4 separate regions of the Mus musculus genome follow, and all the other regions are linked to region 3. A link is a loop called in an ENCODE intact Hi-C map of the cell type or tissue named here. Cell type or tissue: left cerebral cortex. All regions are shown on one strand.

Region 1 (8,000 bases), 130 kb after region 3:
TTGCTAACCTTTCCCCCAGGGAAGCAGCAACCCGGCTTTCTTCTTCCACTGGGCCTGAGGCGTTCCTTGCTTGGCCAATGATTCCTTCCCATCCCTTTGCTTAATGAACTCATGAATTTGACATATCACGGTGGGAAACAAGTTCAAGAGCTCTGAAATGGTGGGACTCAGAGGAGGGCACGCCTCTGTTGTGCTAAAAAAAAAAAAAAAACAACAACAACAACAAAAAAAAACTATCAAGAGCTGAATGCTCTACTTGCCATTTGTGTAGAACCATAAAATCAGGTAAACAGAAAAGAAAAAAAAAGCTTATGGGCTCTGCAGCTTCTTTGACTCTGTACCTCAGTTCCATCTCTCTCTACAAGCTCAGGCAGTGGGGGTGGGGTGGGGGTGGACGTGGCGATATCATTCAGTTCTGTGGAATTCAGTTGGGAGCCGCTCTTGCCCCGATCTTCCCTGACCTTGCGTTTCCCTTTGAGACACTGGAGCAGTACTTAGCTGATCTGTGGCCATGCCTTTCTCTCTCGAGGGCCCTTGCTTCTGCTGGTCACCATCTCTAGTAGCGGGCTCTGTACCACTCCGCTAATCTGGCATGCGTCTTCACCTGGATTTTTACCTACGCCGTGTGTGAGGTCTCCCTTGGTAGAGGTGACCCCTTGTGAATAGGTATTTATTTGCCATCTCTATTGCAGATCACCCTTTAGAAAGGTGACGCCCACTACCGACAGAGCGGAGCCCTCTGATTTGCTGCTCCCCACCCGCCCCTCTCTACTTCCTTTCCATTCACTATCCAACTTTCTCATCCCCAACTTCCAATGTAGAAAACAGCATAAGTGTTAATACCTGGATAGGCTCCAGCACATCTCTTTGGAAAGTTACAGACACAATAACAAACTATGAATACGATTCCTCCAGTAGGCTGATCCCAGAGGTCATTCTTTCTTCTCTTTTAAATAATTTTTAATAATTTTAGAATTATTTTCGATTGCTTTTAGATTTATTTATTTTACTTTACTTCATGCGAGTGTTTTGCCCGCGTGTATGTCCATGCACCACACGTGTCTGCTGCTCAAGGGGGTCAGAAGCAGGTGTTAGATGGCCTGAAACTGAAGTTACAGATGGTTGTGAGCCACCATGTGGGTGCTGGGAATCGAACCTGGGTCCTCTGCAATGGCAGCAAGTGATCTTAACCACAGAAGCCATTTCTCCAGTCCCACCCACTCCTAGTACATTCTATTCCTATGTAAACATCAATACGGAATAGAGTGGTACAACTCGAATAACACTGTGCCACAGTGAAGAAAGTATAGATGGCTTTTAAAACTTACATGACGTAAACTGGGCCGGGTGGCACACACTTTAATCCCAGCACTTGGGAGACAGAGGCAGGCAGATTTCTGAGTTCGAGGCCAGCCCGGTCTACAAAGTGAGTTTCAGGACAGCCAGGACTATTAAAAAACAAAAAAAAAAAAAAAAAAAAAACTTACTCAGGGACCTGGCATGGCCTCTGACCACAGGAAGGCTGCAAAGAGCCCGCTTTGTTTTCGAGACTCTCCTTGTGCCTATGCCCAGCTTCTACATCCCAGAGGAGAAACAGCTCTAATAATTTGTACTGGAAGGAGTCAAAGCTAGAGCAGGTGAAGTAGTGTAAAGCAGAGCTCATGGCGAGCATGCTAAAGTTCAAAGCCAAGGTGTGTGTGCGTGCATGCGCATGTGCGCCAACACTACATTATTCAATTACTATGCATCAATTAGAAATACAAATGTATACTTTTTAAAAGTCAAAGCTAAAAACAACAACAACAACAACAACAACAACAACAACAAACCTACGAGGGAAAGGTGAGCTTGCTGGCCCAGGGAAAGCACAAGACCTAATTCTCACTTCAGCACAGGACTGCTGGGTACCCAGCCCCTGCCACTGTAGGTGGCGAGCAAACCCCAGGTCCCGTTCGCTCAACCAAACTTTGAAGAGAGGAAACGAGCAGCCCCTGAAGTGGCAAATCTGTGTCCATGGCTGTTCCCTGCCCTAAAATAAGCAAGAGATCTGCAAAGGATTTCCTTGCACTATTTGGCCAGGGAAAGAAGCACCCGGAGGCGCGCGAGGACGACGGGAAGGCACACAGGGAAGGGAGTGAAAGAAGGCGACTTCTAATGATGCTTTGTTTCCCTAGTCTCCAGAGCCCAAGCGTTCTATTAGGAAAGAAAGCCACAAATGAGGAATGCCTAAGAATATACGCGTGTGAGGATGAGGACACACACCTTTCTGGATCCTGAATCTTACCTTTCATTTGGATTAAAAAAACAAAACAAAACAAAAAACACCACTAACAACAGAAACCCTATCTTCTAGAAATTCAAAGTGGATCGTGCGTATTAAAATAAATGAGCGCCGTGAAGGAAGAACTGTGAGAAGCGAGAAAAGTAATTACCCTTGGAGGCAGAAATTTTCCTCTTGCTTCAGGGCCGTGTGCTACGCAGGCAATTTCAGCCATTTTCTCTCAGGTGATTTTTAGTACTGAGTTCCCAGCGCTGCCCAGGGGTGCCGTGGTCTCGCTCACCTGCAGGAGCTGCATGCCGCTAAAGATGGATGGAGAGGGACCATTCTGTTAGGCAGGACAGGGCCTCGGGAGGGAGACATGTTACTCCAAGGAGGCAGAAATCAAGAGAAATGAGGCAGCGACTGCGTGATGCTGCTTGTGCTAAGTACTGAACAGTGAAAAAGAAAAATTTAAACCGCACTAATGCAATCAACTCAATAGCATCTCATCATTAATTTTAGGAACTCACAGCGTTTAGAGCAGTTTTCCCCAGTGAAAAGGCCTTAAAAGCCCGAAGGGTTAGTGCACCTCCCACGGTGGTTTTTGAAACAATCCTACTTGATATACAAAGATTAACTGAGGAAAACTTAATTGCTACTTTTTTTTTCCTGTAATGGACTAGGAAGTAGCTCTGAAAAGGAACTATAGGTTGAGAACATTGCCAAGGAATTTGTGTAAGTATAGCAAAATGCACATTTTTCCTGGATCCAGTTTCATTAGCCCATGTAGAAGAGATGAGGTTGGTGTTTGTTGGTGTCGGGGAACCTATCAAGGGTCATCTTCTTTGTAACATCTGAGAGCAAAGCTCCCTGCACCCCCCACCCACCCCCACCCCGGCGCCGGGGGGGTGGGCTCTCTGCTTTCCTTAGTAGCTGCTTGTTAAAGAAAATCATGTTTAAGACACAGAACACACAGAACACTGAGATGCCAAGTTCACAGGTATCTGGACACTGTGACTACTTCAAGTCCAATATTGATCCCACCCACACCCTTTCTGCAGTGCTCATCTGCCTCTCTCTAGCTCAGTGGTTCTCAACCTTCCTAATGCTGCAACTCTTTAATATAGTGCTTCATGCCGTGGGGACCTCCATCCATAAAATTATTTTCACTATTACTTCATTAACTGTAATTTTGCTACTGTTACGAGTTGGAATGCAACAACCAGTGTTTTCCGATGGTCTTAGGTGGCCTCCTGTGAAAAGGTCGGTTGACTCCAAGGTGGGGCTGTGCCCACCGGTTGAGAATCACTACTCTAGCTTCTCCTTCTTAAAGGTTAAGTGGTTGTGAGGCCGCAGGCAACAGAGAATCAATAGCTGTTGTTTTAAGTTCTTGGCCAAGCAGTGGCACCTGTAGCTTGCCTCTGACAGCTCCAGCGGCAGCTGAGGGTGGGCTGTCTTCAACCATCTGGAGATTTTAATGTGTTCCACCCATCTCATACCAATGTGTTTTGTCCAAGCTGGGTTTACTGTGCTCTGAGCCCTTTGAGGTGGTGTTCAGGGGAGCTGTGCTCTGTAGCCTCCTGCATAGGCCTCGCAGGTGTGCTTGTGTCTTTTCCAGCTGATGCTATTTTTCTTGACCTCGCCCCCCTCTCCCTCCCCCCCCCCCGCCCCCGTAGGCTCTCACCCGCACAGCTATTATCACTTGCTTGTTGCTGCACTTTGCTGATTCATACTCATAGGAAAAAGTAATTTTGTCTTCAACACCTCTTCCTTGTCATTTAAGGCCTATGTTAATGAAAGGCAGATTTTGGCACCTACTCTCCTCTATAGCTCTGAGGCCATAACACAGGTTTATTAAAAAAACGAAGATGCAAGAGTTCTTTTACTTCCATTTATATCTATAACCCCATGCAAACCAGCGTGCAGGGTACCTTTGCGCCTTTCGAATCCCAGACCGTATTCCAAAAAAGGATCCACATTTCATGTTTGAATTGGCATTAATGTGTCATTCATGTACACACAGGCTTTAAATAAAGATGTTTCATGCATGCTTTCTTTCTGACACCTCCCGACTTCACAGATTTTTTTAGGTTACAGTACAGCCAAATCCCTCTGAAGATGTTTTAAGGGCCTTTTCCCTTCCTTGAATTTTCCTTTTAACTTAAAGTGAGGAGTACGCAAGTGCTGTGTGCTCTGCTAGGAGGTACGCCAGGTTCAAGGCTGAGCCTGTGGGGTCTCCGGGATGGGAGCAGGGGGTTGGGGGTGGGGCACAGCTGAGCAGACTCAGAATGCTGCAGAGAACTGATTGAGGGGTTTTGCTCTGTCATTCCTCACGGGTCACCTCCCTTCCCTCCTTCCTTTCCATTTTATAACCCAGTCAAGTGTGACCTACTTTTTTCACTGAATGACCGGATCTTCGATGAGCAGGAGGATCCTTGAGGGTTCTACGAGCCAAGCTCCCACAAGCTCTGCACCACATTTAGAGGCTCTCTATTCCTCAGTGTTTTTCCCAGCAGCCTGTGAACCCACAAATGAAAAGGATTTTGGAGTAAAGGCAATTCCAGGTCTACATCCTGACTCTGTCACTTAATACCTCTAATATCCTGGGCGAGTTACCGAGGATTTCAGAGCACCCGCCTCATCTGTTAAATGGCCCCAGTAACAGCTAATTCATAGGCTCTTGGGAATCAAATGAAGTACCTACTGTATACAAAATCAGCACTCAGAGCTGAATGGAGAGTAGTGAAGTGGTTCAATGGGACCTGGAACCTATTCTTTTCCTGGGAGACTCCCAGGCAATACCTTTCCCACAGCACAGTACTGTTGTTCTCTCAGTGTCTCAAAAAGCATTGAAAAAGTACATGTTGAGTGCTGTGTGCACGCTGCCTTGTAGATTGTAGACGCTATTATTAATAACAACACCTCCCATATTCAGTGCTTAGGATTTACAATGTGCTTCCACAAGAGGGGAAAGTACCCTCAACGTGTGTGTGTGTGTGTGTGTGTGTGTGTGTGTGTGTAGTCTACTGATGACTAGCAGAGGCAGGCAGGAGGGGCAGAGGCTCTCAAAGAGGGCTATTAGCGATGCAAATGTGAAGTCAACTGCTCCTGTGAGGAGCATAACCAACATCAGAACCAATTAGGTAACAAAGCTGATCTATTCAGGCTTCAGACCTTAGGAGATGGAAAACCACAGAGGTGGGGTGAAGCAGTTCAGGGAGAGAATGAGACGATGCAGACGTTCATGTGACTCTGGCTTTTGTGTGCCCCCCCCCCCCAGCCCCCAGGAAGATAGCTATTTTCACACACCAACTAATGTGTAGCAATGATTTACAAGTACTTAATGGTAGAAATCGGGATGTATTCTCAGTTTGGAGACGCTGCATAGGGAACTCGCACAAGTATGTTAGCAGAAGTCAATGGCAACTGAGTGTTCCAGTGCACAATGGGAGATGTGTAACAGAGACCCCTAATGAGTAGCCTCGAAACCTTCTCAAGCAGAGCTTCATGGGAGGATGTTTCCAGGCAGACAGTGCTCCAAGGTAACTTTCAGAATTGGTGAAAATGGAGACCGTACTTTTAACCAATGTGGAAGACAAAGGAACATACCTTTTCCTGTTGGGGAAAATGGACTCTCTGAAGTGCGGCTCCCTTGGAAAAGGGATCTTTAAACATCAGCTTCTGCTAACCATGGTCTAGCTTTATGGATGTGAGGAGGGTTAGAATTCCACGTAGTTAGCAGATACTTTAGGCTAATACCTAAACAGATATATTTGTGACACCTCGCAATTTCTTAGTATCTGCAGGCAAAATTCCGAATGGCCCTTCCCTTGGCTTTCTCTGCTTAAATTTACATTTCTATCTGGCAGCAAACCTGAAAAAGGAGGCCGATGAAGGTAGGCTAAGTGGGAAAAGACGGATCAGACAAACAGAAGATGGGGTGTGGTGGGGGGGGGGTGGGATCTGGAGGGACGACTGTGGAGATGTTCAAGGATTAGGAGACTGGTGCTGGAGAGAGCCCAAGGCAACCCAGTTTGTGTCTCAGAGTCCAAATTTGGTTGATGTATTTTTGAAGCTTTTAAAGGTTAACTCACATGCTGTAATACATTATAGAAAGATATGAAGCTGAGTTTTACTGTGCCAGTCAAGAGGCTGGCTTGAATCTGCTATTTAGAACTGAGAGAGACAGTACAATTTACATGTGTGAGAATGTGAGAATAATTTTACCTTCTGTTGTTTTTTAAAACCACCTTGGGCCATGGTTTTTAAATGGAGACATGAGAAGATCTGTTGGGGTTCCCATAGCAACATTTAACTTATCTAAACTGCCCTGTTGCATATAATACTTTCATGACTGTCTTGGCTTTTAAATGTAGACTTTAATTATGAAATACAAGTGAGTTAAGAGTCTTGGGGAAAAAAAAAGAGTCTTGGGCAAATTCTGATTCTTCCATTTACTGATGTGTGCATATTTAAACAGAAACCGTGACAACTGTATTTCTACGGACTTGCCACCAAAGGCAAATTTATTCTAAAAGGGCCTGTGGTTTTCTTCATCACTGATCACAGACCTCACTCCATTTTATATGCCATAGACAAGTCTTCAACAGACTTCTCTACATCTTATTGTAAAACACCATGGCTAGAGTGAACGAAAATAAACCAACCAAATTGGATGGCTCTAGTTTGAAGATGAGAAGTCCCATCTTCACAGTGCTACTGTTTACAAGCTGACTTGCCCCACCTCTCTGCACCATCCCTCATTAACTTCTGTACAGACTGATCTAGTTTGAATACTTTGAGAGTCAAGGACTAGTCTGAGCCCATCTCCTCCCAGAAGGTTGATCCTGTCCCATTTCCCCACACAGATGTTCTCTCCATACAGGAGTGAACACACCTGCCCTGTGTGCTAGGATGAAGTAAGAACTGAACGGTTTTCCTAAAGATCGTTCCCTAGGCACTTTGCCTGACTCTGTCTGCTCTGGAAATACCATCAGTTAAGCTGTTTTGTCCCAATAGGACCCAAGGTCAACCTGTTCTCAAACTATGGGGTTACAATTTGTGCCCCAAATCAGGTCTGGCCATTGTCCTCAGTAAGTCAATTAAAAGAGGCAAACTTGCTAGGTAGGTGTGGTGGCACATGCCTTTGATATCATCACTGGAGAGGCAGAGGAAGGTCGATCTCTGAGTTCAAAGGCAGCTTGATCTACAAAACAAGTTCCAGGTCAGCCAGAGCTACAGAGTATGACACTGTCCCAAACCAACCCAAACAGCAAAGTCCCAAATTGAAGTGAAAAACAGTAAAGACTCACTTAGTGTGGTTGCACTGGAAGAGGGACAGAGACCCAGAGAAACTCCAAGTTGGCCTCAATCTTCAAGAATGAGATTAAATTTTAAATAGAGGGCCAAGGACTGGCACATCTAAGCAGTGTCATTGATGTGTGGGCCCACCATTGGGCCCTTGGCTGGACTTTAGTCTTGTCCTAGAGGTGGTCTGGAGTTGTTAGAACTGTGTGGAATCTCTCTCTGGGACACAAGTACCCCTCTGGCTGGTACCCTTTCTGTCTCCCAGCATGAGATTCCTGGGTGAAAGCTTTACTTCTTTGGGGTCCACTGTTTCAACAGTCTGACAGTGAGACTGAGAGACACCAGCATCTCTTTCGAATATCTTCAATTCTGAAGGGTTACAAACACACAACCCCAAACAGTCTAAGTGATTTTATTAAAAAGTCTCACACCT
Region 2 (8,000 bases), 100 kb before region 3:
CACTCTGTAGACTAGGCTGACCATCAACTACAGAGATCTTCTGCTTCTACCTCCGACAGCTGGGATTAACAATGTGTACCACCACATCTGGCCTGGAAATAAGTCCTATGTCTCTACATAAGAACATCATGACTGTTGTCCTGCACAGCCCCTAAAGCAAGACTTCCTGATTCAGGTGCAGCTGTAAGAGGGACATTTCCTCCTGCTGCTCTCAACACCAGTGAAGACATGATGACAGGAACCAACAATGAGTGCTCTACAGAGGAGAGCTTCTCATTTACTACAGACCTTGAGGATTTTTGTTGTCAAGAACAGCCTTGTTATAAAAAGTCCATAAGACTTCTGACTGAGACTATTAGAGACAATTCTCTTCACTGTGAAAGCAGTAGCTATTTAGGTGGCACCACAGGCAGATGATACAACTTTCATGTGGCTTACAAATAATCCACATATCTGACTAATGCCTCTTCAGGAAAAGTCAACACAACTCAGGGGAATGGTCAGTGTGGGCCCAAGCACACTCTATGGGGGCTGCCCTGGGGCCCTCAACAGTCAGGGTTGGATTTGCAATCCTGTTCAATGAAATTGTATGGAGCTCTCTTTTCTGCAAAATCTCCCTTCTAGCTAATGTCACTTATTTTGAGAACTAGGTAGTTTTGGAAATGATTGTCTATGTTCTCCACTCTGGCAAACTTGAGTAAGTTCGGAAATTCGTACTGTCATGGTTTGTAAATGAGCCCCCGCTGAGTTTCATCATCATTTGATGAAAATTCCAGTCACGAAGAGTTTGGGATCCTACCCTGACTTCTTTCCGTGTTCAACAGTGCTGTGAAAGTGTAGGTCAAAGAAACCCTTTGCTCCTTTTTTTTGACTGTAATGTTTCATCACAGTAATAGTAACCCTAAGACACTGAAGTGCATTCAGAATAACTTACATTTAAGAGTTAGTTATATAGAGATTTATAGCTACATAAAGAAATTTTTGAGTCAGATCTAAAGACTACAAATATGCTGACTTTATCTACAATTAACAAACTCTGTATCATATATATGTATATGTATGTATGCGTGTGTATATATGTATATGTGTGTATATATATATATGTATGTGTATATATATATATATATATACACACACACACACACACACATATATACACAGCACACACACACACACACACACACACACACACATATATATGTATATGTATATACCACATCACAAAACCTCTACAGAGAAGGCCTGAGTTTCACAGGTGTTCTTACTTGAAACAGTCATGATATTACATCAGCAAAAGTACTTATTCAGATCACAAACACCACTCAACACCTGAGAAGAAAACTCATGAATTTTGATTCACACTAGGAGTTCCTGCATATTAAAGTCATATGCAGTTAAGAATATAGGCAATTACTAGCCACAGACTCCCCCTTCAATTTCAAGGCATAGGATCAGTGCCTTCAACACAACAATCTCAAAGAATATTTGAAAATAAAACTAAACATTCATAAAACACGGGGGACAACCTAAGCCATTTACTAATACATTTACCAGTAAGTGCCTGCCCCCTGGGAAGTCAGATCCATCCCATCAACACCGTAACTATCGTCATCCATAATCTTGGACAGACCAAAATCAGTGATTTTGATTTCTCCACATGCTGTTCCATCTACCAGAAGGATATTTCCTAAAAAAACAAAGTACAATATTTTTAGTACTATGCACGCGCGCACACACACACACACACACACACACACACACGCGCGCGCGCGCACACACACCATATATATGAATGAAAGGATAATTTTTATAACAAAAAGTAATGTTTGGGGACTGATTATGGTGATATATGCCCTTAACTTCAATACTCAGAAAGCAGAGGAAGGTGGCTCTCTCTGAGTTCATCTGCCTAGGCTACATAGTAAAACCTTGCTATAAAATACAAGCAAAAATGCAATAACCCCTATGTCCCACACACTACCCACCCCCCACCCCCCAAAAAACCCAACCCTGTAAGATACATATTCTGAAATACCTGGCTTAAGGTCATAATGTATAATAGGAGGTTTGATTTCATTGAGATAGCGTAAGGCATTCACAATCTGCATCACAATAGACCGAGCTTCTTTCTCAGACATCAACTTGTGCTGCTTCAGGTAGAAGTCCAAGTCATTGCCTTCACAGTACTCTAGCACTGTACAAAACCTGCAACAGGAAGGAACAATCAGCAGAAACCCCGCAATAAGACAAGTGCACTGGAGAGGTGAGGATCACTGCCCAGTAACTAACAGAGACCCAGTGCTGACAGAGATGAGAACATCTGCACCACCATCGCAGGGTCAGAAACAAAACCAGTACTCTAAGGCTCACATTTCTTTACTTACGTATCTGTATCCAAGGAGAAGTAATCATAGAGTTTAACTATTCTGGGGTGGTCCAGTTCCTTGTGTATTCGATACTCTCGGCAAGCGTGTTTGTGGTAGTTTTCTTTCTTCTCGTCTCTCCAGCTCTTATTAAGCTGGTGGATCTTCACAGCAGCGTATCTTTGCTCATACAAGTCGAATGCCTACAATTCAAGGCGGACAACAATCACATCTAGCTAGCATTCTTTTAAATATGGACCCACTCCTTTACATGTGCAATCCTGTAGGCTAAACCAGCAACACATACAGCCAGGATGCTTTTCTGTATGTCAGAGAAAACAAAGTATTTTTATCTACCTTTTCTTAACAACTCCATACTTTTTACTTTTTGAAAATTAATATGTTCTTTTAACTTTAAAGTTATTTTTATTTTATGTGTATGAGTGTTTTGCCTCTGTTATCTGTGCACTTGTGCATGTAGTGCCTGCAGAGGCCAGAAGAGGGAATTGGGCCCTCTGAAACTGAAGTTACAGATGGTTGTGAGCTGCCCATGAAGGGTGTTGGGAAGTCAACATCTTTCTCTGAAAGAACAACCACCACTCAACTACTGAGCTCTCTCCAGTCTCAAATAATAAGTTCTTAATAATTTTTCAATTATGGAAAAAAAATTCTTTTATTATGAAATTATTATACTCTATACTTGAGAAATAGCATAATGAATGTTATTGCACCCACCATCCAGTTAAAAAATTTAATCTATTCCTTCGACCGTGCCACCATCCCTTTAAGGTAAAATAGTGTGTGCATCTAAACCCAGGGCGTTGTGCAGGTTAAGGGAATGCTCTACCATTCACTACCTGCAGCTACCTAACTTACCCACTGTAATGTTTAAAAATAAGCTGGTAATTCTTCACAATTTATCTCTAAGAGATAAGGCCCTAAATAAATCATAGCACCACACCTAAGTGTATCAATATTTCCTAATCTAATCGGGTATATGATCTATATTCAATTTTATCAATTGTCTTCCCCTTCAAAAAAACTGTTCCAATTACCAGCCCACTTCATAAAAAACAAGAATACGACCATTACTTTAAGTATCACATAATTTATAAGTGTTTTAAACCATGTATTTTATTTTAGGTGACCTCCCTGTGACCTGAACTATGAATATATAAATATTAAAATTTCATTTATATGTACACAAATGCAGATGCCTGTGAGGCCAGATACATCAGATCCCCTGAGCTGGAGTTAGTTACAGACAGATGCGAGCCTTCCAACAAAGTTGTTTGAAACTGAACACAGGTCCTGAGGTCCAGTACATGCCTCTACTGTGACTTTCCCCCCTGTCCCCCCTATAAATGTTTTAAATATCAAATGCTTTTAAAGAAAATAGTTTTAAGTTTCATGGTGACTTATATGCAAAGATGCCCCTTTAAAAAGGACTTAATAACTTATACATTTGTTAAAAGAAGGTCTCCAGAGCCTGATTAGCTTAAACAGAAAACCAAACCAAACCAAACCACTTAGTTTAGCTGTCAATTCAACATAGCCCCAAGTTACCTGAGGGACTCTGCATTGGGAGACTGACTGGCCAGTGATCAGCACCCGAGCATGCGGTGCTGGACTGTGTAAAACACACACACACCAGAGGAACCGAGCCAGTAGGCAGTGTTCCCTCACAGCTCTTGCTTCCAGCATCTGCCCTGAGCTCCTGCCCCGGTTTCCCTCAGTGTAGGACAGTAACCTCTTAGGATGAATAACTGTTCCCTCTCCAACTTGTTTTGGTCAAGGTGTCTATCACAGCAAGTGAGAGGCAAACTAGAGCAAAGAGAAAAGCAACTTAATGACCAACACAGCAGCGGGACTGAGCAGCTGAGAGCAGTGACACTCAGTCATGTGTCAGCATGTCTAATGGACAGTGAATGGCTGAGAGAACCGCACAGGTTAGTAACAGAGCTTAGCCCCTAAGAGATACGAAAATGAAACCCACAATAAACTCTTCTTTGTAATGAGACCGAGGACAAAAGTCCATCTAAAAGCAGAAAACAAAAACCAAGTATTTCTTCTTAGCCACCTCCCCCACATCAGCATAAAGAACAGAAAACCTTACCTTATAGACCTCACTAAAGCCGCCTCTCCCAAGCAGATGAAGTAATAAATATCTTTCATTTAACGTTGGATGATCTTTGAACCTTAAAAGAGCAGAGAAAAAACTACTGCGGCACATTAAAAGAATCCAGTTCTGAGTACAGTAACGCCCACTCGTGACTATCCTAGCTATGTCTGCTTCAGTTTCTCTGCTGTTAATGTCAAATACCAGCCAGTAGCTACTTCTATTCTCTCAGTCTTTCTACATAGTATACCACCTGCGTTATGCTTTAGCACTTACAAACTGCAACTATAAAAGTATATAACTCAGTAGTCCAATAACCACCAATGCTTGATAGGAGACCGCTATTTCTCATAAACCACTTCTATCACAAAAATAGTTTTATAGTGAGTTATAAGTAATCAAGATTTTATAGTACTGATTTTTATTTTTATTTTTATTTTTTTTAAAGATTTATTTATTCATTATATGTAAGTACACTGTAGCTGTCTTCAGACACTCCAGAAGAGGGCGTCAGATCTCGTTAGGGATGGTTGTGAGCCACCATGTGGTTGCTGGGATTTGAACTCCGGACCTTCAGAAGAGCAGTCGGGTGCTCTTACCCACTGAGCCATCTCACCAGCCCTGATTTTTATTTTTTAAAAAAAATTTATCAACTGGTCTTTGTTCATGGTTACATCTTAGTATCTTTGGACTTTTATTCATAATTTTTAAAGTAAAAATTTTTAAAAAGCTTATAAAAAATCACTCTCAAGTAATACTGCCATTATTAGTTAATGTTGCTTGTACCTGAGATACACTAAGTAATACATGCTCTGGTGACTAAGTGGCATGCATCGTACTGGTTATACAGTAAGCATTTATGTAAGTTCATTGTTTTAGTTTTCACCCAATCCTATGAAACAAAACCCGCTACTGTGTCTCTGTTCCAGAAAGGGCTCATCAGAATGAGCAGCCCACCTGTACAAGTGTAACAGGAATACATGGAAGGGCTTTGTAGAAAAATTCCCAAATGAACACTCTGCCAGCAATCGCTTTAAAATACCACATTAGTACAATTTTACTGGTATGTCTGATATAAGATCAAAATAATGATTTTGCTCAAAAAGTTTACAGGTTAGGGGGAAGAGACAAAATAAATAACTAAAAAGTAAACTGTAACCCCAGTAGTACTAATTACCATGGGAAATTAAAGAAAAGGATAATGAAAGGGGAAATGAGGTGAAGCAGAGATGGCTCTCAGACAGGCCATCTGCACGGAGAGCACTTGGTGTGAAATAAAGAGAAAGCCGCTTCAGATGTCCAGAGGGAGTGTATCAGGTGGGGGGGTGAGACGGGACAGGGAGGTACAGGGCTTAGCAGAGCGCACAGACATCCAAGTTGGTACTGTGTAAGCTTTCCTTGTGACAGAGGTGGCTGAGGAGGAAAGTCTCTCTGTTCTCCCCGGGGCTCCTGTCATGTGTGACTTTAGGACTTACTGTGAATTATCCTCATTGTTTATTCTCTTCAGCTCTCGGATGTGAAGGTTCCGGACCCTCTCCAAACGCTCCAGTTCCGCCTGGATTTCAGCCTCTTCCTGAAGATCAAGAGAGGAAACTATAACAAGTTCTGTTTATTTGTGATATAACAGGATATTTTATCCATGCATCCATTTTCAGTGACAAGAGCAGTAGTACCACTAAAGGAAGAGAGCAGACCAATGGCCTGTTGTGGCACCCATCGCTGTCTGAGCACTGTACAGGAAGGCCCACACTGTTCTGTACTCTGAGGGATGTATTTTGAAAATGTCCACATTGAGTGATTGACTTCAAGGCAACAGAAAGCTGACTGATCTCAACAAAATGGATTCCCAATTTTTAACTTAAGAGGAACAACTTTACTAGCACAAAACGAGTGAAGGTTTGTTTTTATATAGTTAGTGGGGAGAGACAGGGAATAGCTACAGCCTAATGAAGTCTAGAATACAAATACACTTTGGATAAGCCCTATCACCTTAAAGACACATTTGAGCAAACCTATAAACAGCAATGGCAGATCCCCAGTTAGCAGAGCAAATGAAGCCAAGTCCTAAAGATGTACTTCAAAACTATTCAGTACATGGTTATACATGCATTTGCATGTCTTGAAACACACTAAAAAAAAAAAAAAAAAAAAAAACCAAAGATACCAAAGCATAATCAAGCAAGCATACTCTTTCCCTCTTCACATACATATGCCTTGTCAGTCATTTAACAACTATTTACAGGTGGATACAAACATGCCAAATTTGGTGGAGTTTTCTAGAAATGTCCAATTTTTAAAATATTTTGAATAAAAGTATTTATTTGTTAAGTAAATAAACACAGATTATGGTGGCTTATTATGTATGTACTATAATTATTAGTCTACTGCAGAAAATACAGACTAGATGCTATTTCTCAATATTATAGTTGAACATCCTCTATTCCATTAGCTCCTTCACTTAGCACTGATAGTATTGTTGAATAGGAACTCATGGTGCACACCTATAATTCTAGCACATGGGAGACCATGGCAATGAAGATTACAAATCTGAGCATAGTCAGAGATTCTTATAGGGAAGGAGGAGGAGGAGAAGGAGGAGGAGGAGGAGGACAGACAGACAGACAGATAATCAGAGATAGAGGGCATCCTTAATATAAATATAAATTCTTGTGAACAAAACTAAATCTCCAAAGATCAAAAAACTAAATCCAGGGCCTTCATCCTCATGTTGTTTTCTGACTTACACCAGCCCACCCACCCCCTGCCACCATCAAATGCCAAACAATTAAAAAAAATTTAAAAAAAAAAGAATCTAAGTATGTTTAAACTCTACGAGATTCTGAAAGTTACACCTTTATCAGTATGTGTGTGTGTGTGTGTGTGTGTGTGTGTGTGTGTATGTGTGAATCAACACTCACTAGGCTCCAGTCTGAATTAGCATCCTTTCCTATGCCTCTAAGATGCTGGATTTAACAGGATAAAAACCTGACTACACCTGGAACAGTTGTTATTCTTCAATGTAATTAGACCACTACTTTTGACAGAGATTATTAGATGACGAATTTAAAATATCAAGATAAATTTAAATAAAGAGCTATCTAGAGTTCTTCAAAGATTTTTCTATCATTTCTTGTTAGTCCTGGAGGGAACAGAGGGCCTCTTGCATGACAGCAAGCATTAACACTGAGCTACACTCCTGGCCGTTAGGTTTTCTTACATGATATCTCATGATTTGCTATAGCTTCAGTCAGTTATTTTGGCAGGTATGTAACAGGCTCTTATTACGTATTTCAGATTGACCTCAGACCTACAAACACCAAGTGCTAAGAGAACTATCATGCAACATCAAAGAATCACTGTACAAACAGGAAATGAATTTTAAAGCATTGGAAAATACATTTTGAGTACAGCTAGCCTGGTTGTCTTAATAAGGTAAAAAAAAAACCTAGCCCTTCAGATAGGTAAAAAGTATGATAAAGCTCACATTTTAGCTCCACAATCCAGAAGAGGTTGACTCT
Region 3 (8,000 bases):
AGAAAATCCTCAGAGGAAAATCACAACAAAATGCAGAAGAATAATAAAACCAACAGTAGTGTATAGTATTGACTTGAGACTGTCTGAAACATTCAGAGAATATGAATACAGTTTAACTATAATCAGGGATTCTTAAAGAAAAGATGCCAGGAAGTTAATATTTTTAAAATAGATGGAACCATAATGTGTTAAATCCAAGAGCACACAATCCAAGAGTCTACATTCCCCACAAAATGTCTCTGTAACCTGCATTCTGCAGTTAAATACTTCTTCCCACTGTTGGACAAGCTTGGCACCTTAGCAGCTACATGGTCCTTATGTTCTTGTTCAAAATTGACACTAACTTTTTCACCTTGCTGAATTAGCTCTGCTCTTTCTAGACTAGGAGAATGAATCTACTTTCCATTAATGTTTTTTAGACTTATGTCTCCCAAGTATCTCCCACTCTTCACCGTCTTCATTAGGCAGAAGATAGATACATAGATACATACATACATACATACATACACACATACATACATATACATACATACAAACACACACACACCACTGACTTTCTGGGGAGTACTTTTGGGGTACAATGTATTTCCACATTACCAGTAACCTTTTAAAAAATCCTGCCACTTGTAGTTTTTGATGTTGTATCAGGGAACAGTCACTCTGAAAAGGCTAAGTACTTCATGCATCTCAATCAAAACATATCACAACTGTTACAAAGCAGAAGCAAAATCCAGCTGTTCTTCCAATAAGCCAAAAAAAAATCATGTAAAAATATAAAATAGCACTAATTATACTATTTTTTTCATTTTAGAATGTAATTTTTTTTTACAAAATTTCACTTATGTAACTGGCTTATTATATTTAAAATTAATTAAAACTTTTTAAATTCTCAGTTTTAATACAGCCAGCATTAATAAATAACTCACATAAAAATGATCTTTTTGGAATCCTTAGTAATGTTAAGTAGAATAAAGGGGTGTTAAGACCAACAAGCTAATAAGAGCACACCATCTCTCAGATTCCCAGACCTCTAGGCTAGGCTTTCTGTTCTCTTGCTATATTAATACACACTCATTCTTAAGCTAGAACCCAAAAGATACACAACCCTGTCCTCCTCTAGCGAGTGATTTCAAGGGATTGCAAGCCCACATCATATTCTTAACATCTCCCTGTTCTTCTAGGGACCACAGTCTTCAAACACCGAAACTTGTCTGAAACCAGCAACTTAGCTGTGATACTGTCCATCACTAATACTTTCATTAGTCACAAAAAAGTTACTCATAACTAGCAAGACTGCGAAGAAAAGGGTACTTTTGAATAATCAACCATTTGATTTTAGCAATAATGAATTTAAAAAATAACCATATGTTAACATGCAAAAGACAAAAAATAAAACTAAAATCTGTTTATTTAGCTGGCTAAATCTGGTTACTAGATTTCAACAGATCTTTCCTTGAAATGTGTCCGCCCTCTTTTTTTTCTTTTGTTGTTGTCCTTTGAGGTCTCTCTATGTAGCCCTGGCTATCCTGGAACTCACTCCATAGACTAACAAAGAGTTCTGCTTCTACCATCAGAGTGCTGGGAAGATGTATGCCACCATGTCCAATTGAAACCTTAAATTTCCTAACTCTCCACCCCTTAATAACAGTATTATAGGCGACAAAATGGGTTGGAGCTTACAGGTTCAAAAGATCCAACAGAAACCCTGCTGTGCACTTGTGAGAAATCTTCCAAATTAATAAAATAAACAAAACAAAAACCAAAAAAATTCTGGACTCAGAGCAAAGAAAATAGCCCATCCATGTGTATCTTAAAAATCCTGAAGATTCCAAACCCAGACACTATTGTGGATGCCAACAAGTGCTTGCTGACAGGAGCCTGATGTAGCTGTCTCCTGAGAGGCTCTGCCAGTACCTGGCAAATACAGAAATGGAGGCTCACAGCCATCCATTGAACTGAGCACAGGTTCCACAGTGGAGGAGCTAAAGAAAGGACACAAGAAGCTGAAGGAGTTTGCAGCCCTATAGGAGGAACAACTATATGAACCAACCAGTACCCCCCAGAGCTCCCAGGGACTAAACCAACCAAAGGGTACACATGGAGGAACTCATGTCTCCAGCCGAATATGTAGCAGAGGATGGCCTTGAGGGACATCAATGAGAGGAGAGGCCGTTGGTCTTGTGAAGACTCCATGCCCAAATGTAGGGGAATGCCAGGGCAGGGAAGCAGGAGTGGGTGGGTTAGTGAACAGGGGGAGAGGGGATGGGATAGGGGGTTTTTCTGAGGGGGGATGAGGAAAGGGGATAAAATTTGCAATGTAAATAAAGAAAACATCTAATAAAAAAAATTCCTGAAGATTAGCACACACCTTTAATCTTCCAGATAACTTACAGACAAGTATGGCACATCTTTAACCTCTTTCAAAGTTTAATTTGCTTAAAAGAAGTTCACCCAGGGCTCAAGATATGGCTCCCTGTATCCTTGCTGCTCTTGTAGGGCATTCACATGGCAACTTACAACCTTCTGTTCCATACCAGTTCCAGGGGATCCAAAGACCCTCTTCTGAGCTCCTCAGCACTAGGCATGCATATGGTATGTACATAAGTGCAGACAAAAGAGTTCACAAACATACATGTACCTAAACATCATCTGAACTTAACTTCTTTTCTGTGATTGCAAGTTAATTTGGCTCAGGTTTTCAAGAAACAAAGTTTAGACTCGTCCTGATACAGTCACTCAATGTTTCCAATCAAATCCCACCAGCATTTCCTATGTTTCTTACTAGCCCTCCCTTGAAATCAAAAGGTTCTTAAATTTAATCAGTTTATGCAGCGTATTAACATATATACCTTCAAAAGGTACTAAACACCTGTAACAAAAAAGGGGACTCTACTCAATGATAAACTTCTCCATCTTGATCCTTGGGGGGCTTCCAACAGATAATTTTATCATTCCTCTGGCAATGGTAAAATTTAAAGACATGGTGCCAAGCCTCAAAATGAATAGGGGTGGAGGACGGTTAACAGTTTTAATTTACATGGTTAATAAAAAATAAATGACCTAATAATTATGAGGGCTGGGGTGTAGCCCTGTAATACAGCAGTGGTCCACTATAAGACTCAAGGGGAAAGGAGAAAAGGATGGAAACTTTGTTGTCAAGTGTAACTCACAAGACTATATCCCAGAATTTCAAGTATTAACTAAGACTCACTATTTTAGGTTAACAACAAAAAACAAAACCCATTTAAAAAAAAAAAAAAAAAAAAAAGCTGCTGAGGGAGGGGAGCAGGATTTCTGGTTATTTGGAAGTTTGAATTAAGTTATTCCAACCATTCAGAACATTTCATCATCAGGAAGGGTGCAGAACGGCACACCTAAGACGGTCAGCTAGGGCTGACCTTCCTTAGAAACTCCATCTGAATTTGGTGCCTGCCAAATTCCCAGGACTGATAACAGAAGTCAACTGTTAAACCAACACCATGTATTCAGCAGATTATCACATACGGGTCCTGGCTCATAGTAATGGCTCAATAAACACTTGAGAAATCAATGAGGAATTATTTTTCAAAGGTATAGTACTCTAGAAACCACGATAATCTTTCAAAACTCATACTACCATTAGACATCGTAATGAAACTACAAAGTGGAAACAAGCAAGCTACAAGCACCAACTGCCCTATTTACAACACACACTTTAAATTTTAAACTTACAAATTTTCAAGCTTATACATGTACATAAACTTTCAAGAACAGAAGGAAAAACTCAGATTATTAATTTAAGTCATTCAATAAATAAGCTCTTATTTCTTTTAATGAAAAATCAGTGTCAGGGTGAGATGAAAGGGGAAAATGTCTGTCAACGTATTCGGCATGTTTAATGGATGCCATAAATCAAATCTTCCCATGAATTTTCTAGAGCATATTCACGTCAATCTTTGAGCCTATTGTCACTTTCACACATGCTCACGGGAACAAAATGACAAAGAATGCTATGCCTCAACCACTGGATCCGGGCAAGAAACATTTGATTAGCAATTACCAAAGCTATGGATAATAAATATAGACATATTTTCAAAATACAATAATCCGAACGACTCATAAACCGAAGCTCTGAATTTCTTTACAAGGCTTACTAGACTGCTGGACTTTCAAACGTTTTCTTCTTTTTTTTAAAGGTGCTGATAATCTCCTTGTGCGAGACAACCGGGAGCGAACAGCCCATTTACCGATTGCTAACGAATACGACTTCGCATTTTCCAGACAAAAGGGCGTTAAAAGAGATCCGATGCAAATTTATTCTTCCCTGGTAAAGGAGTGTTCTCCCGAATTCCATTTTATGGAGTATACTTAAAGTTAAAGGCAGCAAGTTCATTTTTTAGTCAAAAGCACTAGGTGCCTTACTAGCTGTGTGACTGCTACATCTGGTGGCAGAACACTTGCATGCAAGGAGCCAGAAAACTTAGAAAACAATTGTAACCGATCTCAGTGCGTGTTTTGCAGAAACCTTCAAGCAGGAATTTCCACCAAAAAAAAAAAAAAAAAAGCCCACCACCCTTGGGCAGAAAGGAACACGAGCGTACTTGCAACCCACGAGCATAACGTTCAAACATGCAGGAGCCGATGGCGAAGGAAGGAAAGTTGCAACCATCTGGGGGGGGGGGGGGGGTGGCACGAGCAGCCTTGCCCACGAGTCGGTCTGCCGTTGGGATCGCTCTAGGGGCCGCGATGGGGATCCGACTCGGATCCGAGGCAGCCCAGAGCATGCGGGAGGCGGGCGAGGGGCATCTTAACCGGTCCCGGCGGCCCGGCTTGCGGCGCGGGGACCGCCTCTATGGGAGGAGTGCGGGCTAGGGGAGGGGGCTCGCGCGCCGAGGCTGCACCGCGAGGGCAAACCCACCCGAGCCCCGAGGCCAGGAGGCTCAGGGAGCCAGGGCAGGCCTCCCGCCCGCGAACCGCCACCCCCCACCCCAGCCCGGGGTCCGCGCGGGCCGAGGGAGCCCGCGGGAGGGCGCGGCGGCGCTTACCTTCCCTGGGCCTCCCGGATGGCGGCGTGTGATTCAGCAGGGACCTGGCCGCCGCCGCCGAGCCCGGGGTTGGAGACGTGGAGAGCCGGGACCAAGATGGCGGCCCCTCCAAACTTCCACTGCTACTTTGGACACTCATCAAGCTACTTTCTGGGAGCCCGACTCCCCCCCTGCGACGGCGGCGGCACCGGCACCCGCCTCCGTCATGGCGGGGGCCGCGCTGAGGGCGAGCGCGGGCGCGAGGGCTGGGAGGGGAGCGCCGCGCCGCCGAGGGAGCGCGCCGGGCGGAGGGCGGGCGGGGAGGGTAGCGCCGAGGGGAGGCGAGTGGCCGGGGCCGCGGGGCCGGGGCCGGAGCGCGGGCGGAGCGCGGGCCGCGCCGACCGAGGCCACTTCCGCGGGCGGAACCTGCCGGCACCTCTGCAGTGCGTCGGGCCCCGGCGTCGCCCGGGCGGTGGCGGGCGGTGGGTGGCGGCTGAGGCGGCGGGGTAACCTCTGCATCAGTTACGGGCGGCGGCGGCGGCGGCGTCACGCGCCGCCAATGCAAACACTATCGCGAGGCTCCTGCGCCTCCGGTAGCAGCGGCGGCGGCGGCGGCCGCGGGGCCGGCAGGGGGGAGGGGGGAGGGCCCTGCCCGGGCGGGGCGAGGGCGGGGAGGGCGCGAGCGCGCTGGGAGGCGCGGGGCCCGCGGCGCGGCGCGGAGCGGCGAGTCGCGTGCGCGGAGCCGGCCGGAGGGAGGCGCGCCCCCGCTGCCACCTGCCTCCCCCTCGCCGCGGCGCGCCTGCTCCGAAGCGCGCCCCACACCCAGCCTGCCCGAGACGCCTCTGCTCTCGCCTGGCTCCGGAGTCTCAAAATGGAACTGAAAAGTTGAGAGTTGCTTCTTGCCCTTCAGGAGAAAAAGAAGAAAGAGAAGAAGGAGAAGAAGGAGAAAGAAAGAAAGAAAGAAAGAAAGAAAGAAAGAAAGAAAGAAAGAAAGAAAGAAAGAAAGAAAGAAAGAAAGAAAGAAAGAAAAAGAAAGAAAGAGCAGTGTGCACTTATCCATCTGCAAAACAGGAGTAGTCACGGAATTAAAAAAAAAAGAACCTAAGAAAATAAAACTTTCCTTAAAACAATCTACCAAAAGAATTGAGAAACCCTACCGGTGGGGTAGCCTGAGTGTGTGGTATAGCTGTTTGTTCTTTGTTTTCACAGAAGTGGAAAATCTAAATAGAAAATGTTGACTACTGAATTCACAGTAAAAAACACAAAAAACAAAAAAACTATAGTGTTCATCTTGAAGAAGGTATAGTTTCTAGAAATTTCCAGTTTCTGGTGCCGCTGTTGAGTATTGACGACGAATTCCCAAAACAAATTACAGCATTTGCTAAAATTTATAGATAGAGCATAGCTTTCTGCACACCCACGTACACACACCAGCGATTGGCCATCTTGTTCATAAAAGAGCAAGTCTGGTAGTCCAGGAAAAATACGACAAGGTTACTGCTCTCTTTAAACCAAATTGAATAGAACACTAAAATGATTATGCTATAGAGCAACTGTGCAGGCATAAGGAAATGACATGATTACCAGGGGGACCAAAATGTCATTTCTATTTTTTATTTTTATGACTTTGCATTTCTCATCGTAATGTTTTCTTCAGATAAACTGTACTCCCAGAATAGAGCCTTGGTTGTCAGCTATGCCAGAAGTCACTGGGGTGTTCCTGTGCTTCAGATTCTTGTTTTCAGTCACATTCTGCTTTTGAAACCTAAGAACTCACAAATTGAACAACTTTATTGACATAGAACTCACTGTAAAGTGTGTGGCTTTAGTTCACACTGTAGGGTGTATACAGCTCTGATGCCCCTTGTACAATCAGTAGCAAACATCTGTTGCCCACTCAACTCCCTTCTCCCCACCCCTTTGAGGTTCCTACCTGCCCCATTTCCATCCCCCTCAGAGCCATATATCTTCTTTCTATGCCACGGAGTAATTTGAATTTTCCTGAATTTTAGATGAAGTGTCCAGTGTTTTCTTCTGGACATAAAGTGGTTTCCCTGAACATAATTATTTTAATAGCCATATGGTTACATTTTCTTGTACGAATATATCCTGCCTTATCCCTTGAACTGTGATGGACATTTGCATTCTCCCTTTTCTACTTTAATACTTCCATGAACACTCGTGTGCAAGCCTTTGTATGGACATACACCCATGTCTTGGTTGCTTATCTATGACTTTATATGATATGTATATATATACTCTGCTTGCTTGGTCTTCTATATACTGGGGATCAAGCCTAGTGCTTCATACCTGCTAGGCAAACCCTCTACCCCAGCCCCTCTTTCTTTTAAGAGTAAGCTTAGTTTGCACACTGTATCATAAAGGACACAGAACAGGAAGGAAGTTAAAAGAACTGAGTTTAATGTCAATAACTATTAAAAAAATCAACTTTCCCATCTATAACAAAGATGGTTAGACTCATTGGGTGACTCCTGTCATTTCCAAGACTTTCATTGAGAGTTCCATTCCTCATAAACTGTAAATAAATCCCAAGGCAGAAAAGCAAGGTGGCTCGAGTCTTTAGTCCCACCACTTGGATGGTAAAGGCGAGCGGATTGCTTTGAATGCCAGGCTAGGCTGGACTACAGATACCTTCCTGACAACGTTTTGTGCACCCTGGGTTTTTTTGTTGTTTTGTCTTTTTCAGTGATGAGTAGAGGTGCGTGGCACATGCATAGGCGAGCTACCTCAGTTCTATTTTGCCTGTGGCTGCTGCCCGAGAAGGACGTTACAGATGCTGCTCTTGCCTTCTTGTGGCTTGTGATGAAGATAATGCACTTATCACCTTCTAAAGAAACCTCTCCCAGTTATAAGGAGCTGAGCAGAAAAACAAACGGGCTTAGCCTAAAAATGGCATGCCATGCAGCATCTGAATGCACGCCTTCAAAATTTACCAAATGGTAGGGATAGAATTTTCAGAGTACATTACAGTAAGTA
Region 4 (8,000 bases), 63 kb after region 3:
GCAGCTTCATGCCAAAGAGCTCTCCATTCCATATATTTGCCCATACTAGGGAGAGCGGCTTTTACAACCGTTTGCCAATCACCAGGAGTCATAGCGTGATTCGCAAGCCTTTCCACTTGTGCTATAGTGAAATTAGCACTGACTCCATAGTTACGGACCGACTCGGCAAGCTCTTTAATCTGTATATACGCTACCGGAGCGTGGACACGCCCACCCTCGGCTCCTTCAAAGACCGGAAATGCCTGTTGTATTTTCCTTTGTTCCTCCTTTGGAATGAACGAGTCTGTGCATTGCCTCTCTGTCCATTGCCTCTCTGCGCAGGGCTGATGCACTACGCAGGGCGGGGGCTCAGCATAGGGTGGAGGTGCACTATGACCTTGAAGCCGACTGCCAAGAGGCCAAGCAGCAAGCTGGCCTTTGCCAGCCGCTTTTGGCTTTTTCCTTGACCGATTAGCTCGCATTTTATCTGGCTGGCACTTTTCTCTCTCATAACGAGCTGTTTCCTCCTCCAAGTCTGTTTCTTCAGAGAAGCTAAATTTTTTATCTGATTCAGAGCTACTAAGAACTAGCTCCCCGAGCCCATCCAGCGATGAGCACAGGCTCCTTCTCCTAGAGACCTCCGCTAATTGATCTTTCTTCTTTTCCCTTTTCCCTCTTTTCCTTCTAATCTCTCTCCAGGTATTCCTACCTGACCTTAACTTTTCCTCAGGTTCAAGACCCTTGGAAAGGCCTGTATACTTAGTTTGTGTACCATATTTTCTCTTTGCTCCTACTCTCTCTCCCCGCTTTACTTCTGATAGCTTGTCCTGAATTTCCTCTAGAATCCGCCCTGCCTTAACCACTTGATAACATGTGAAAAGGAACAAAAGGGCTTTTAACACTAGAAAAAGTTCAAGGCCAAACATACCTTATAAAGCTATTTTCCACTTTACTTCTGATAGACTGTCTTGAATTTCCTTAGAAAGTTCAAGATCAGACTTACCTCGTAAAGCTGTACTCACTGGTACTCTCGTTCCCCAGCTGAAAAGTTCTGAATTCATACAGTTGAATCCTTCTTAACAGTCTGCTTTACGGGAACCTTTATTACCGCGACCCGCAGTTCTGGTTCTGGAATGAGGGATCTTCCTTGCGCCAGTCCCGAGTTTTTTCTCGTATTTTTTCGTCCCGGATTTTTTCTCGTCCCGTCCCGGGTTTCGGCACCAATTGTTATTAGACGCGTTCTCACGCCCGGCCAGGAAGAACACAGCAAACCAGAATCTTCTGCGGCAAAACTTTATTGCTTACATCTTCAGGAGCAAGAGTGTAAGAAGCAAGGCCGCAAATGGCGAAACCCCATCCCTTTTTAAGGAGAATTATCCTCCACCTAGGATGTATTACTCCCTGATTGGCTGCAGCCCATCGGCCCAGTTGTCATCACGGGAAAGGCAGAACACATGGTGGGAAAACTGCCCCTGCATGTGTGCAGACTATGTTTACCACTTAGAACACAGCTGTCAGTGCCATCTTATAATGGCAAATGTGAGGGCGGCTCCTCACAAGGCAGGAGATCCAGGCCACCTTGGTCTACATGGTGAGACTCAGGCAAACTAAGGCTACAGCGTAGGACATTGCCAAAAAAGAAAAAAAAAGAGGAGGAGGGAAAGAAGGAGGAGGAAGAGAAGGAGGAGGAAGAAGAGCAAGAAGAGGAGGAGGAAGAGGAGGAAGAGGAGGAGGAGAAGGAGGAAGAAACAAAAGAAAGAAGAGAACTGAGGAGATGGTTCAGTGGGCAAAGTGCTTGCTACAGAAGCATGAGGGCCCCGAGTTCAGATTCCTACACTCATTCAAGACAACACAACAACAAACACAACTGGGCATGATGGTGTGTATCTGTAATCCCAGCATATGGAGACATGAGGGTTTTAGAGGCCTCTACAGCTCCAACAGCTCTAATGTAAATGACTGTCTCAGAAAATAAGGTTGAAGGGCCTGGAGAGATGGCTCAGCAGGTAAAAGCACTGGCTGTTTTCCCGCAGGACCCAAGTTCAATTTCCAGCATCTACAGATGGCTCATAAACATCTGCAAACATCTGCAGCTCCAGTTCCAGGGAATCTAACGATCTCCTCTGGCCTCTGCCAGAATAGCATGCATGTGCTGCAGACACACATGCAAGCACATACATTTTCACATAAAATAAAATAAATAGGGGCTGGAGAGCTGGCCCAGCAGTTAAGAGCACTGGCTACTCTTCAGAGAACCCAGGTTAAATCCCCAGCACCCACACGGTAGCTCACAGCTGTCTATAGCTTCAGTCCTACAGGAGCCACACCTTTCTGGTCTCTGAGCTACATGCATGTAAGGCACAGGCATATATGTAGACAAAACACCCATATATATAAAATGAAATGATTTTGAGAAATTAAAAAAAAAAACACTTTAAAAAGAGGTAGAAAGCAATAGAGAAGTCACCTGGCCACATATACACACACAGGTGAGTACATCCACTGACATTCTCTCTCTCTCTCTCTCTCTCATACACACACACACACACACAAATTAAAACTGAAAGAACACCAAAATGCATAATGTCACTAGTCATTAGGAAATACAAAAATAAAAACCACAGTGAGACAGGATCTTACCCCCACTGGGACAGCTAAGAGAAAAAGGGGAAATGACAAGTGTTGGGAAAGATATGAGAAAATCGGAAGCTTCACACACAGCTAGGAGAAGGAGAACGTCGTGCAGCGCTTTAGAGAGCAGCCAGACAGCTAGCTCCCTTAAAACTTAACCACAGCGTTCGCATGACCCAGACTGTCCACTCCACAGTGTACAGCAGAGAGAATCAGAGGCTGTCTATTATAAATAATGTAATGCACATTACAATAATGATTGTAACACACATGATAATAACAAATAAAATGATAATAAAATTAATAATTTCTAATAAACAAAAGTAGGGAAACCCCCAGAGACCCACTGATTTGGTGAGCACACCCACATGCTGTTTTCTGCCCTTACACTTTCTCTGTTTTGTGGAACAAGCATCCCACAGCCCAAACCTAGGAACCACTGTCTCTTGAGGAGCCGTTTATCATTTTATCATTGCTAAACGGGGTTTAGAAACCAAGATCCAGGCATTGGGTGTGCTCACAGCTACTGAACATTATCAGTGGGCACAGCTCGATATTCTGGTATTAGTTTAAATTTTAAAAAGAATCCTAATTCATAAAACTTATAAAATACTCTCCTACAATCTCCTTAATACTCTCTATTCATAGATTATCCTCGGTAGAGTTCCATCCCCTACAACCCCAAAGAAGCAAATTGCATATAACTCCTGGGAAGTAGTGGCACACATAGTACACATGTTAGACTTAGAGCATGTAAGACACTTGGTACAACCACACAACCTAACCTATTTTTTGCTGTCACAACCCAAAGGCTGAGTACAAATAGTGGCTTTACTCTAAAGAGCAGGAAGTATTTGGATATTATAAACCAGGAAGGCATCAAAAGAGCAGGAGACCAATCAGAAAATTCCAACTGGCAGAGTTTTCTAAATGGCATCTGGTTCTCAATTTTGACTTAACAAGGGGCAGTCTCTATATAACAGATACCAAAAACCCCATGAGAAACAGGGTAACAAGGGCCATGTTTTCCACATAAAAATCACTTCATGCGAATATGAGGACTCCACGTCGCTGTACAGATTTATGAAGGAAACAGAATTCTTAATAGCACTTCGGGCATCTGCTCCTATCATGGAGGGAAAGTACTTCCCAAAGCAAGCAGACAACATTTGCCTAGAACCTGCTATTATTACACTCTGTGCATATGGTAGCTAAAAACTCATTAGTTTTATAATTCTGGCTGAAGTTGGCAAGCCACCTCCAGAAATATTTTCTACAAGGGGAGTGACAGATGGCAATTCCCTTTGTTATAGGATGAACTGCATAGGGCAGTGGACACACACACACACACACACACACACACACACACTGCCGCCGCCACCACCACCACCATTCAAACCGCATGTGGCTTCTCTTATGTAAGATAATTAATTTGTTAATCTTCATGTTACTGGCCTCCTTTTCATCGTCTAAGAATACTTTCTTGGTCAGACTTACATAATTTCTCTCAAATAGACTTAGAAGGCAGGCATGGTGAACATGCATTTATTCTGGGACTTGAGAGTCTAAGGAGGTCTGTGGGTTCAGGGACAGTTTGGGCTATGTAATAAATCCCTGTCTCAAAACAAGCAAGCAAGCAAACAAACAAACAAACAAACAAACGCTGGATTTGAAACTCCAAATCAAATGCAGTTAGAAATACATTTCAGCATCCAGCACAAAGTGGACACAGTCGTGCCTTGATAGCCATGTAGGAAATGGTTGCAGAAGCGTTTCCCCCTCTCCATTCCTGGGAAGAACAATATGTGAATACTCAGGTTTTTATAGAAAACAAGCCCAGGTCCTCCTATGTGGTGCCTTTTCCTGTTTTTACTCTTGCAGTGCTGCTGGGAGTCAAATTCGGATGCTCACTAATGCCACGCAAGCACACTACCTCGGCGCCACACCCATCCCCTCACTGCTTAGGCTTAAATCACATCTAGGTTATTTATAATTCCTTCTCAATGTGAATGTCAGGATTCGTCATACCGAATTGCTCAGGGAACAATGACAAGAGAAAGGAACCCTGTGCCTGCTCAGCACAGACACAGTCACCATAGCCTAAAGACATCATCCATGAACCAACCCACTTTGAGTACTGAGCATCTGGGAGAAGGCAGGAGTCTATGGCAGGTTTGTCTACACCCCACTGTACTCACAGAGCTTCAGCCCGGTCAATGGCAAACACAAAGTTTGCTTATAACAAGTTTTTTTTTTTTTGGTTTTACGAGACAGGGTTTCTCTGTATAGCCCTGGCTGTCTTGGAACTCACTCTGTAGACCAGGCTGGCCTCGAACTCAGAGATCCGCCTGACTCTGCCTCCCGAGTGCTGGGATTAAAGGCATGCGCCAAAGTTAGGTTCTTGTTGTGTTGCTCAGGCTGGCCTGAAACTCACTTTGTAGCCCAGGCTGGTAAGTACAAGTTAACATGGCTAATGGCTAGCTCTTTCTAGAACATTCCTGACTTCTTCTTCTTCTTCTTCTTCTTCTTCTTCTTTTTCTTCTTCTTCTTCTTCTTCTTCTTCTTCTTCTTCTTCTTCTTCTTCTTCTTCTTCTTCTTCTTCCTCTTCCTCTTCCTCTTCCTCTTCCTCTTCCTCCTCCTCCTCCTCCTCCTCCCCTCCTCCTCCTCCTCCTTCTCCTCCTCCTTCCTTTTTTACAAAGGTTTTCCATCCACAGTTGGTGGAATCCTTAGATGCAGAACCTGATTAGGAACTTGAGAGGCTGACTGTACACTATCATTTTATAGAAACAAACAAACAAAATCAATAGAGGATAGAGTTGATGAGATGGCTTACTGAGTAGAGATGTTTTTTCACCAAACCTGATGACCTGAGTTCCTCATGCTAGAAAGACCCCCAAAAGATGTCTTTGATATCCACAACAGTCCATGTCATGTCTGTAGACATGGGCGCATTGTCACAACTAAGTAAATATAAAACCAACTGGCCAACCTGTGAGTAGTCTTAGTTTCTCTCCCGCGACTTTGATTCCTTCCTTAGGGATTGTTGTCTTTGTATGCCTTTCCAGCCCATCACAGGTTACGTCACTCCTCTCCCATCCCATCTCCAGCCCCCCCCCTCTCCTCTCCCAGAGTTGATTCTGAGCCCAGCCTCAGCCACTTAAATCAATGAATTAGAAACCCTCATCTCTTGTCCTTCGTGATTGGTTCAGAGGTGATCATGTGACCCGTCTTGTATGAAAGTGACAAGCTCTCTAGGCAATGGAGGAGATATAGGTGTGGAGTTCCTTCTGGGAGCTTTGCTACTCCTGGAGGAAAGCACATCTGGCTGATGGAGCCTTAAAGGGAAAGCAGAACCAAAAGATGCCCAGCTTCCTTCCAGGAACCTGGACTGAAACCATTTTCACACCACCAAGCCCTGGGCCTTCTCATTTGTGTGATTCAATACTTTTTTTTTTTTTTTTTTTTTTTTTTTTAGCTGACGTTCTTTCCCCTGTGGCTTTCAGTTCTCTGACTGACGCACTCTCTATTTTAGATTAGCTAAACAGCTAGAAAAATCCTGCATTCCTCTCTGGCCTTATCTCTATGACTTAGTCATTGAACCAGGAGCAGCACAAATAAAATCTCTTCCAAATATAGTACATATTCCCAAAGAATCTCTAAGCATTTGTAAACCTTAGAGAAGTAGATCCTGGAGTTTTTGAGACCTCTTGGAAGGATGCTATTAATACTTAGTTTACAGTTTGCACTTATGGTTTGCAAGAATAGGTTCCATGATAGCAATCTTTCAGGGCATCTTACTGACATGGCCATCTTTGATAGCCAGTCTTTCTTTCACTAAAAAGTATGCACACTGTAGATATAGCTGTGGGAGTTGAGGCTTCGAGATACTAATTTTTCTGAATTGACTCAACTCCCGTGTGAATACTGCTCAAGTTCATATCTTCCTGGTTCCAGAGTCTAGCCTTGTTGCTTGTCTCTTTTGATAATCTTTCATCTTTGAGTACAGGCTTTGAGTCCACGAAGGGAGACATTTTGTTTGGTTGGTTTGCTTTGTTTTGTTTCAAGACAAGATTTCTCTGTGTAGCCCTGGCTGTCCTGAAACTATTTGTAGAACAGGCTGGCCTTGAACTTGGAGATCTGCCAGCTTCTGTCTCCCAAGTGCAGGGATTAAAGGTACTTGCCACTATGCCTGACTAAAAGCACACGCTTTTTTCTCTTTGAAGGGAAACATATGTTATTAACCTAGTGATGTAACTTTGTAAAGAACGTTTCCTGTATTACTCTTACAATGTTTCCTTGCTGCCTGAGCCTGGCTCACCAAGGTTCTTCTTTATGAGATCTTCATTGCCTGGAAACAGAAGTTGACCTGGTGCAGCTGATGAGATTTATATACTTGGGAATTTCTACCTAGTAGTTGATCCTCCTCCTCCTCTGTCATCATCATCATCATCATCACTATGTGGGTATTTGCATGTGTCTATAGTGGGTAGGTAAGTGTGGGTATGTAAAGGTCACAGCAGGTGTGTGGAGCATCCGGAGTCATTGCCATCTGGAGTTGTTACCTTGTTGTTTTGTTGTTTGTGCAGTTTTCTTCTGTTTTTGAAACAAGATCATACTATGTAGCCTTGGCTGGCCTGGAACCACTGGGTAGACCAGGCTGGCCTCAGCCTCTGCCGGGATTAAACATACACCACCACATCCACCTCCCTTGTAGTTATTTTTATACAAGTAATATCTGTATAAGATCAAAAGTTTCCTATAAACTGAATGTGGAGCCACACAACTGTAGGAGGGTAAACCGTGAGAACTGTGGGTTTCAGGGTAATCTAGGCTGCATCTAAAAGCAAACAAATAAACAAGCATAGCCTCTAAGGTGGGTGTGGTGGCACATGCTTTTAATCCTAGCAATCTCAAGGCAGAGGCAGGAGAATCACTGTGAGTTAGATACCAGCCTGGTCTATATAGGGCGTTCCAGGTGAGCCAGGGCTACTTAGAAAGAGCTTGTCTCAAAACAAACAAACAAACAAACAAACAAACCCTCAGTCAAAAACCCAAACCTAGTTCCCTACTCAAACATTTCCATAAATATCATCTTGGACATTGTTAAAAACTTTCTCTCTCGCAGGTTATTAGTATTTATAATTCTATGGTTATACATATAGCTCATATATTTTGGCTATAGTAATCTCAAAATTTATTGGTTCCTGTATTGAAAAGCATTTAATCATTTGTGCTTTGGGTATTGTAAATGTTGCATTTGTGACAGTCCCAGAATGTCAGCTCAATGTCTTCCTATATAGTGGGAGAATTTCTTGATACCTCTAAGTGGAATGTACCGTTTATTTTGTCTGGTTTTCTACTTTCTGGAAGAGAGCAATGTAGTATAATAT

Evidence for each region. Hi-C counts contacts between places; a loop is a spot of excess contacts. Peaks named below come from ENCODE experiments on the same cell type or tissue, not always from the same donor. Only the 100,000 strongest peaks of a DNase experiment are listed, where the experiment ranks them.
Region 1: a loop joins it to region 3, with 5 times the contacts of the local background. A loop is called at or near these places in 2 of 42 quality-filtered maps.
Region 2: a loop joins it to region 3, with 2.7 times the contacts of the local background. A loop is called at or near these places in 3 of 42 quality-filtered maps.
Region 4: a loop joins it to region 3, with 2.6 times the contacts of the local background. A loop is called at or near these places in 3 of 42 quality-filtered maps.

What each region holds. Positions count from the first base shown.
Region 1 is chr2:70,954,959-70,962,958 of GRCm38, forward strand. No RefSeq gene overlaps it. Among named protein-coding and RNA genes, the nearest start is that of Gm39843, 36 kb to the left of the region's middle. In left cerebral cortex, no CTCF peak of the experiment used is centred here; DNase peaks (open chromatin) are centred at 3,745, 4,193, 4,666, 5,859 and 1 more place; H3K27ac peaks cover 3,833 bases.
Region 2 is chr2:70,719,523-70,727,522 of GRCm38, forward strand. It overlaps Tlk1 (tousled-like kinase 1), which reads right to left. Exons shown (of 20, transcript NM_172664.3): 13 at 5,958-6,055; 14 at 4,480-4,561; 15 at 2,385-2,566; 16 at 2,036-2,205; 17 at 1,552-1,687. Among named protein-coding and RNA genes, the nearest start is that of Gm38528, 19 kb to the left of the region's middle. In left cerebral cortex, a CTCF peak has its summit at 2,852 (motif pointing right); a DNase peak (open chromatin) is centred at 4,645.
Region 3 is chr2:70,820,169-70,828,168 of GRCm38, forward strand. It overlaps Tlk1 (tousled-like kinase 1), which reads right to left and starts at 5,312. Exons shown (of 20, transcript NM_172664.3): 1 at 5,025-5,312. The coding sequence starts at 5,163. In left cerebral cortex, a CTCF peak has its summit at 4,422 (motif pointing left); DNase peaks (open chromatin) are centred at 2,001, 3,513, 3,957, 4,379 and 5 more places; H3K4me3 peaks cover 2,808 bases; H3K27ac peaks cover 2,299 bases.
Region 4 is chr2:70,883,198-70,891,197 of GRCm38, forward strand. No RefSeq gene overlaps it. Among named protein-coding and RNA genes, the nearest start is that of Gm39843, 36 kb to the right of the region's middle. In left cerebral cortex, no CTCF peak of the experiment used is centred here; DNase peaks (open chromatin) are centred at 3,884 and 4,560; H3K27ac peaks cover 1,178 bases.